Regions from separate parts of the Homo sapiens genome. Here region 2 is linked to region 1. A link is a loop called in an ENCODE intact Hi-C map of the cell type or tissue named here. Cell type or tissue: psoas muscle. All regions are shown on one strand.

Region 1 (4,000 bases):
ATGGATTACCACCAGAAGCTGGTGGACCAGGCGCTGCTGACCATGGACACGTACCTGGGCCAGTTCCCCGACATCAAGGTGAGAGACCCACTTGCAGATCTGCCCTGCTCTGGCCTGGAGGGAACTGGAGAGAGGACAGGGCCTAGGACGTGCGGCTCAGGCCAGGAGGAGGCTGTCCTGGAGGCAGGAAGCGCCTGGCCCGGTGTTTCACCCCTCCGGGGTTGCTCCCTCTGCCACCAGCCCACGGCCCCCCATTCCTTTCCTGTCCCTTTGGGTCTCAGGGCTATGGGAGGAAGCCTCACGGCACGTGTGTGTGTGTGTGTGTGTGTGTGTGTGTGTGTTGCTGCGGAGTGGCTGGCTATATGATTGTGGAAGGTGTAGAAGGGTGAGTAGGGCCTACACATGTGTGTGCCTGCAGGTCCCCTGTGTTTACACCATGGGTGCTTGGAAGGGTATGTGTGCATGTCACCTGTTGTCTGGGTCTACATGTGTGGGTGTGTGCGTGTGGTTGTGTGCATTCGCAAAGCCTGCTGTCTCTGCCAGGCCTGGGTTGGTGCTCGGAGCTGGCAGTGTCTCTGGTATCCACCGAGGCGAGTGGTCCCCGGTAACGTGCACATGGAAGCCTGGGTTGACCATTGGGTTGGACGAGATCCCCTTGGTGGGCAGGATGGGGGTGTCATGCTCATGCTAGCCTCAGGGGTCCCCAGTGCAGATGCCTCAAGCTCCCTGAGTCTGATGTTGGTGGCTGTGGAGATGAGAAGCCAGGGGCCAGGCCAAGGAAAAGACTTGGCTGACACGTCACCAGCTGGTGGACACGGACACATGGGCTCATGTGCAAGGAAGTGGTTTCACACAGTGGGGCTGGACGGCCAGGAGGGGGTGAGCTCTCTGCCACGAGGAGGGTTCCAGCAACAAGGGCTCAAGGGTTCCTGTGGAGCTGGGGTCTCCTGCCCGCCCTGCGGGTCCCTCCAGGATCCACTGGACCTGGAGTCTCAGCAGGGGTGCCAGGCCCCGCTTAGTGCCCTCCTCTGTCTGCCCCAGTCACGCATTGCCAAGCGGGGGCGCAAGCTGGTGGACTACGACAGTGCCCGGCACCACTACGAGTCCCTTCAAACTGCCAAAAAGAAGGATGAAGCCAAAATTGCCAAGGTAAGGGCTGGAGGCGGGTCGGGGCAGCGTCTGCAGGGGGCTGAGAGAGGGCGGGTGTCTAGGACCCCGAGGGTGGAGGCTTCCTCCTGCCTGGCCCCAGGTGGCTGAACTGGGGGTGGGGACGATACAGGGCCCAGGCCGGTGAGTGAGAGGCCCTTGTGGGTGCCTGGGTGAGGTCCACCCTAGGCCCATTCCTGCCCCCCGTGCCACCCTGGCCCCTCAGCCCTGATCCAGGCCACCTGCCAGCCTGAGAATGGGCCTCCTGGGTTTCCCTGGAACGGCGCCGCCCTGCCTGGCGAGCCGGGTGGAATTCGTCACGCGATCCCAGGCGACCTGTCCCTGGCTGGAGCGAGCCAGTAGGTGCAGAGCTGGCCCCACTCATCCTTTGGTGAGGGGCTGGGGTGGCCCCGTCCTCCGGGCAGGGCCGTGCTTGCTGGGCCCCCTGTGCTGCTAACCACGCTCACCTTTTGCCTCTGCAGTTGGAGTTCACCCCCTTTCCTTACCCCCCGGGCTCCCCCTAATTCTCTCGGCCTCAAGGGCCCATATCTGCTTGGGGTGGCCCCCGCGCGTGGGGCGTGTGGACCTGCATTTAATCTGTGTGTCTCTGTTTCTCTCTCCCCACCTCCCTGGTCTCTCCACCTTCCTTTGCCTTGACCTCCCCACCCCAGCCTGTCTCGCTGCTTGAGAAAGCCGCCCCCCAGTGGTGCCAAGGCAAACTGCAGGCTCATCTCGTAGCTCAAACTAACCTGCTCCGAAATCAGGTGACACTGGCTTCTAACCTTGCACGTGCTGGCGCCTTCCGGTCTGTCGTCCTGTCCTCTCGCCCTGCGGTGGAATGCAGGGCTGGCATCTGAGCCCAGCTGGGGCAGGGTTTTTCAAAGGCCTCTGCTGGGAGAGCTCTGCTTCAGAGGAGACCTGAAGTCAAATGTAGGGGTCAAAGAACCGGCTGAGGGGCTCTGTGTGACCTGGGTGGGGGCATAGCTATGCCCGCTCCGTGGCTGCATCTGTGGTCATTCCTGGAGACTCCTCTGAAATCCTAGTGGTCCAGGAATGCCTTTGAGCCATTGTCCTCTGTGAGGGCTCCTCTGGGGAGGGAGGCGACATCATCAGGCCCCTGTACTGCCATGCCTGTCCTTCAAGCCACATGACAACTCTGAGATCATCTTGAATTTACTGAGCAGAGAAAGCTGCCCAGAGAGGCACATCACAGCCTCCTCCCAGGGCCCCAGAGCCGGTTAGGGGCAGGGTTGGGGCTCTCCTGACTGAAGCCCCTGCGTCATTTTCCTCGGACTTGTGGTCCCCGTGGTGACTCTGGAGGAGTTACTGGGAGGACCCTCCAGTCTGGATGGGATGCTGAGACGTGGAGGGGAAGCATGGGTCCTTGGCCTTTGGGGATTCATGGAGGGCAAGTGACCAGCACCACAGTGTTCCTGGGGGGCTTCCCGGAGGAGGCTTTTTTACAAAACTCCTGGGCCATCTCACCATCCTGGCCATAGAGGCTATGGTCTTCTCAGCCCCCTGCCCTCCAAATGGGTTACAGTGTGGCCAGGGACCACTGGATGCAGTGCCCTGTGAGAGGTGGGTCATGTGGTTTTCTCGCCAATGAAACTGAGGCACATTTCAGGTCAGTGTAGTCACAGCCTGGATGTGGCCCTCACACTTCTCCATATTCCCGAGAGGCTGGCGATAGGGGCCCGGCCCCGGAGGTTGGGTTTCTCTCTGGGCAGCTGCCCCATTTTTTCGGAGCCTCCTCTTGATTTCATCATCTTCATTGAGTGCCTGTGACGTGGAGAGCTCTGGGTGGGCTTGGCATGGCTTGCTGTCCAATTTCTTTTTCTATTTTTTTTTTTTTTTTGAACGGGTTTCTCTCCGTTCCCCTGGCTGGAGTGCAGTGGTGTGATCATGACTCACTGCAGCCTTGACTTCCCCAACTCAAGCAATCCTTCTGCCTCAGCCTCCCGAGTAGCTGGGACCACAGGCACGCATTGCCGTGCCTGGCTAATCTTTACGTTTTTTGTAGAGACTGTGCCTCATTATGTTGCCCAGGCTGGTCTTGAACTCCTGGGGCTGAGCGATCCACCTGCCTCGGCCTCCCAAAGTGCTGGGATTACAGGCCTGAGCCACTGCTCCTGGCCTGGCTGTCCAGTTTCTCACCTGATCTGCTGCCTGATTTATTTTAGGCCAAGGCTGACTTTGGAGACACTGAGTGTTGACAGCCTCATCCTGAGGTCAGGGTGCCCATGGGGAACCAGGGGCTGGGGGTGATGCCTAGGGGGACTTCAGTAGGCCTGAGACTTCATCTGCCTCTGGAGGTAGAGGAGGAACCAGGGGCTGGAGTGGGTATGCCCTGCCAGTCAGTTCAGCACTTGGGCTAGAAGGGAATGGGACTACTGACGGAGGGCCCGGGTTTCTGAATAATTTTCCCTGAAACAGGTGAAACATTTTTTTGTGGATGGGAGAACCTCTTAGGAGGCTATGGGGCCTGCCCACTGCTTTTGGGCTCCTGGGACAGGTGTGGTTGGGATTATGCTGGGAGGGCCTGCCTCCACGCCCACCCTGGGGGAGCAGCGAGAGGGTGAGGCAGGTGATCACACCTTTGGGTGCTGGGCTGTGGGTGTTTCACATTTTGGCCAAACTAGCTGTCCCATTTGGGTCCCATCTTTATTTGAGCACATCCTCCTTGTCCCCAGCCCACTCATACCTGGCTGGAGGCTGGAGAGCCTTTGGAGTGGCCTGTGGGCAGCTGGCTGGCTGTGAGATGGCACAGCTGGGACTCCGGGGCTGCCCTGCTTGGGAACTTGACTTTGGGGAGATAGTGCATCCTCTCTAGGCTGCACCAGGGGGCTGGCCG
Region 2 (4,000 bases), 220 kb before region 1:
TCTCACTCCTTCCCCAGCCCTACCCCATGTAGTGAATCCTTTTATCTGCCGAATAAATAGCATTTATCATGTAACAGTTTGTTTCCTCAAATAATGGAAGACATGTTCGGTAGCAAGCTTTTGCTCTACTTTAAATAATTAATGTTATACATTTAGTTGAAATCTAGCCAAAAGGTAACTTGAGGATAGCCAGTAAGATGGGCTTTCTCTGTGCAGAATAGTAGGAAACAGCTGTTGACTTTGGAAACACTTTCTTCTATTTTTCTTTACTCTTCTGTATCTGATTAATGTAACAGGCCCCACAGTTGTCTGAAGGAGTGCTTGCAAGAATATCTGTGGTGTTGGGCAGCTTATTCTTTCTTGATAATGATATGGGCAAGAGCCCAGTAGTCTCTGCAACTCATGTTTCCTTGTCTGTTTTGTCCATTTGGTATCTCTCAGGCTCCCGATGGCCATATCTTCTTGGAAGCCTTCTCTCCAGTTTACAAATATGCCCAAGACTTCTTGGTGGCTATTGCAGAGCCAGTGTGCCGACCAACCCATGTGCATGAGTACAAACTAACTGCCTACTCCTTGTATGCAGCTGTCAGCGTTGGGCTGCAAACCAGTGACATCACCGAGTACCTCAGGAAGCTCAGCAAGACTGGAGTCCCTGATGGAATTATGCAGTTTATTAAGGCAAGTGACAGCTGAGACCAGCAATTCCACCTGCCCTGCTAATGTAACAATAGGCATAGGTGCTCCATGTTGTCAGCCTGTGGCAGCCATGAGAATGTGCCATTCAGATTTCCTGTGGGGAGCATAACGACTGATTACCCCAGCCGCTACACTCTGGATCCAGCATTGTGTTCTGGGTGAGGCCATGCTTCTCATGAGCCGCTACACTCTGGATCCAGCATTGTGTTCTGGGTGAGGCCACGCTTCTCATGAGCCGCTCCCAGCTGTGGGTATTAACACAGAGGGGCTACTAATTCAGGCCCATTGTAGCCAGGGAGAATTTGGAAATGCAGCCCAAAGTGAGTGTGCTGGGGACTGAATTGTGTGTGTTCCCCTCAAATTTTGTCTTCAAAACCTAATATCCAATGGTAATGTATTTGGAGTAAGAAAGTAGTTAAGACTAAATGAGGTCGTGATCCGCTATGATTAGTGTCCTCCTAAGAAGAGACACCGGAGCATGCTTTCTCTCACCTGCCCTTCTTGTCATGTGAGTACACAATGGGAAGGTGGTCCATAGACAAGAGCCTTCACCAGAAACTGAATCGGCTGATACCTTGATCATAGACTTTCAGCCTCCACAGCTCTGAGAAAATACAGTTCTAATGTTGAAGCCACCCAGTCTGGAATTTTATTATGGCAGCCCAAGCTGACTAACACAGGTGGTAAACTCTGTCTAAAGCTAAGTATCTGCAGGAGACCAATAGTCAACAAGTTCCATGAGGGAAAGTCAAAAACAACTTCAGATGTTTTTGACAAAACAAAGAGGGTTCCATGTGATTAATAGTTGAACATGCTAGGTTTCTTCTGCGAGATGGGTGAATGCCATTTAAAAGAGATGGACAGTGGCTTTCATTGCCTTTGGCTGATCCAAAAGGAGTCAGATTCAGACCTTGGGATCTGGAGTGGCAGAAGAGTGCCACAGGAATTCAGTATGGTACTGCAGCCAGTCCCAGAGAAGCTGCAGGAGTCCTGGAGAGAACTCTCTTTTCCTGTGATGTGAAAGCGTGCCCGGCCAGGTGCAGTGGCTCACTCCTGTAATCCCAGCACTTTGGGTGGCTGAGGTGGGTGGACCACCTGGGGTCAGGAGTTCAAGACCAGCCTGGCCAACATGGCGAAATTCCTGTCTCTACTAAAAATACAAAAATTCGCCAGGCATGGTGGTGGGTGCCTGTAATCCCAGCTACTCAGGAGGCTGAGGCAGGACAATCACTTGAACCCGGGCGGCAGAGGTTGAAGTGAGCTGAGATCTCACCATTCATTGCACTCCAGCCTGGGCAACAGAGTGAGACTCCGCCTCAGAACAACAACAAAAAAGAAAGCGTGCCCAAGGAGAGGACCTTGTACCAACACTGTGGCTCTGCCTGGTCTTGGCTGCGAATTGCCTGCAGGGATGTAGGTGTTGGTGCACTGTAGTGGTGGATCAGGGACAACAGCGGGGATAGGCAGCCCCTCAAAGTCTGACTGGCAAATTTTTTTTTTCTTTTTTTTTGAGACGGAGTCTTGCTCTGTCGCCCAGGCTGGATAGCAGTGGCATGATCTTGGCTCACTGCAACCTCTACCTCCCAGGCTCAAGCAGTTCTCCTGCCTCAGCCTCCCAAGTAGCTGGGATTATAGGCGCCCGTCACCATGCCCGGCTAATTTTTATATTTTTAGTAGAGATGGGGTTTCACCATGTTGGCCAGGCTGGTCTCGAACTCCTGACCTCAGGTGATCCACCTGGCTCGGCCTCCCAAAGTGCTAGGATTACAGGTGTGAGCCACCGTGCCTGGCCTGAGTGGCAAATTTTTATTGTTGCCACACAGCCTCTACTGTATTCCTTCCTAAAGGTGGTTGGGAACCTGGGAGGATTTAAGCTGTATTCTCTGCCATCAAGATGCTTACATTCTATTTGGGGAAATAGGAGCATTGGTGAAGAGGCTTTGCATTTTATTTAAGCCGCAATTACTGTGCACATACTCTGTGGAGTTGTAGTAATACTGGTGTGGTCTTCTCTAGACTAGGGTGGGGGCTGTGGGAATAGAGAGGAAAGGCAGAATGCAAGATTTTAAGCAGCGTTTTATAACTTAATGGATATGCATCAGAATTACCCAGGCAAGAGGAAGATTTTGTTCTCAGAAAGCAGAGGCCAATGGAAAAAGCTCAGTTTAGGCACATCTGACCACTTTAGGATTGCAAGTTGGGTTTCCCTAAAGTAAAATGAACTTTTCACTTGGTTGGTAGGTGTAAGATGTGACCAGTAATGAATGTGTTCTGAGTTAGCTGCACATTTACCTGTTGGATGTTATCTGTATTTGCAGTTGTGTACTGTCAGCTATGGAAAAGTCAAGCTGGTCTTGAAGCACAACAGGTAAGAGATTCCATGACAGGCCTGTCCCAAGGCACTGTCACTTTCTGCGCACCAGCAGGAATAAAGGGATATGGGAAGGACCTGATGTTTATGCTGTCTTTTCTGTGAAGCACAGATAAGAGAAGAGAAACAAGAGATGTGGCCCAGACTGGAAACTCATCCACTGGCCACTGTATTTCCTCTAGCAGTGGAGCTGGGCTCAGGCCCCTGCCTACTTGACCTCAAAGTCACAACCCTCATATGTTAAATCATGGCCGGCAGCTCATGGTACAGATTTGGCGAAGGGTTGTGGGGAGAGTCATGAGGCTTGTATTTCCAGACCATCTAATTGAATGAGCAGTGGAATCTCCAGGAGGTACCTGCTGGTCAGTAGACCCCTTCTTCCTCCCCTGCTTGCAGATACTTCGTTGAAAGTTGCCACCCTGATGTAATCCAGCATCTTCTCCAGGACCCCGTGATCCGAGAATGCCGCTTAAGAAACTCTGAAGGGGAGGCCACTGAGCTCATCACAGAGACTTTCACAAGCAAATCTGCCGTATGTGGACTCCTGGGCCACCCTTGGGTGGGGGCAGGCATTTAGGATTTCAGTTCTCTCAGGTGTCTTTAACCCAGCACTTACAACCTAGCAGCCCTGCTGGTTCTACCCTTTACAACTTCACCCATTGCTTGATAACAGCAGAATTAAATGTTGTGTGCACGTTCAGCACCTACCTCTCTCACAGATTTCTAAGACTGCTGAAAGCAGTGGTGGGCCCTCCACTTCCCGAGTGACAGATCCACAGGGTAAATCTGACATCCCCATGGACCTGTTTGACTTCTATGAGCAAATGGACAAGGATGAAGAAGAAGAAGAAGAGACACAGACAGTGTCTTTTGAAGTCAAGCAGGTTAGTGAATGTACCTTCCTCCTGGTTCCTTCACTGAGCTGCTGTTAGA

The links. A loop is a pair of places that touch in the nucleus more often than their neighbours do. Peaks named below come from ENCODE experiments on the same cell type or tissue, not always from the same donor. Only the 100,000 strongest peaks of a DNase experiment are listed, where the experiment ranks them.
Region 2: a loop joins it to region 1, with 8 times the contacts of the local background. A loop is called at or near these places in 25 of 110 quality-filtered maps.

Annotation. Positions count from the first base shown.
Region 1 is chr2:127,066,073-127,070,072 of GRCh38, reverse strand. It overlaps BIN1 (bridging integrator 1), which reads left to right. Exons shown (of 19, transcript NM_139343.3): 5 at 1-78; 6 at 1,042-1,149; 7 at 1,818-1,910. Among named protein-coding and RNA genes, the nearest start is that of BIN1, 39 kb to the left of the region's middle. RefSeq lists enhancers at 1,411-2,041, 2,042-2,673. In psoas muscle, a CTCF peak has its summit at 1,855 (motif pointing left); DNase peaks (open chromatin) are centred at 812, 1,422, 1,862, 2,882 and 1 weaker place; H3K4me3 peaks cover 875 bases; H3K27ac peaks cover 4,000 bases.
Region 2 is chr2:127,289,288-127,293,287 of GRCh38, reverse strand. It overlaps ERCC3 (ERCC excision repair 3, TFIIH core complex helicase subunit), which reads left to right. Exons shown (of 15, transcript NM_000122.2): 3 at 442-678; 4 at 3,015-3,064; 5 at 3,464-3,599; 6 at 3,787-3,951. Among named protein-coding and RNA genes, the nearest start is that of ERCC3, 2.9 kb to the left of the region's middle. In psoas muscle, no CTCF peak of the experiment used is centred here; no DNase peak of the experiment used is centred here; H3K4me3 peaks cover 644 bases; H3K27ac peaks cover 323 bases.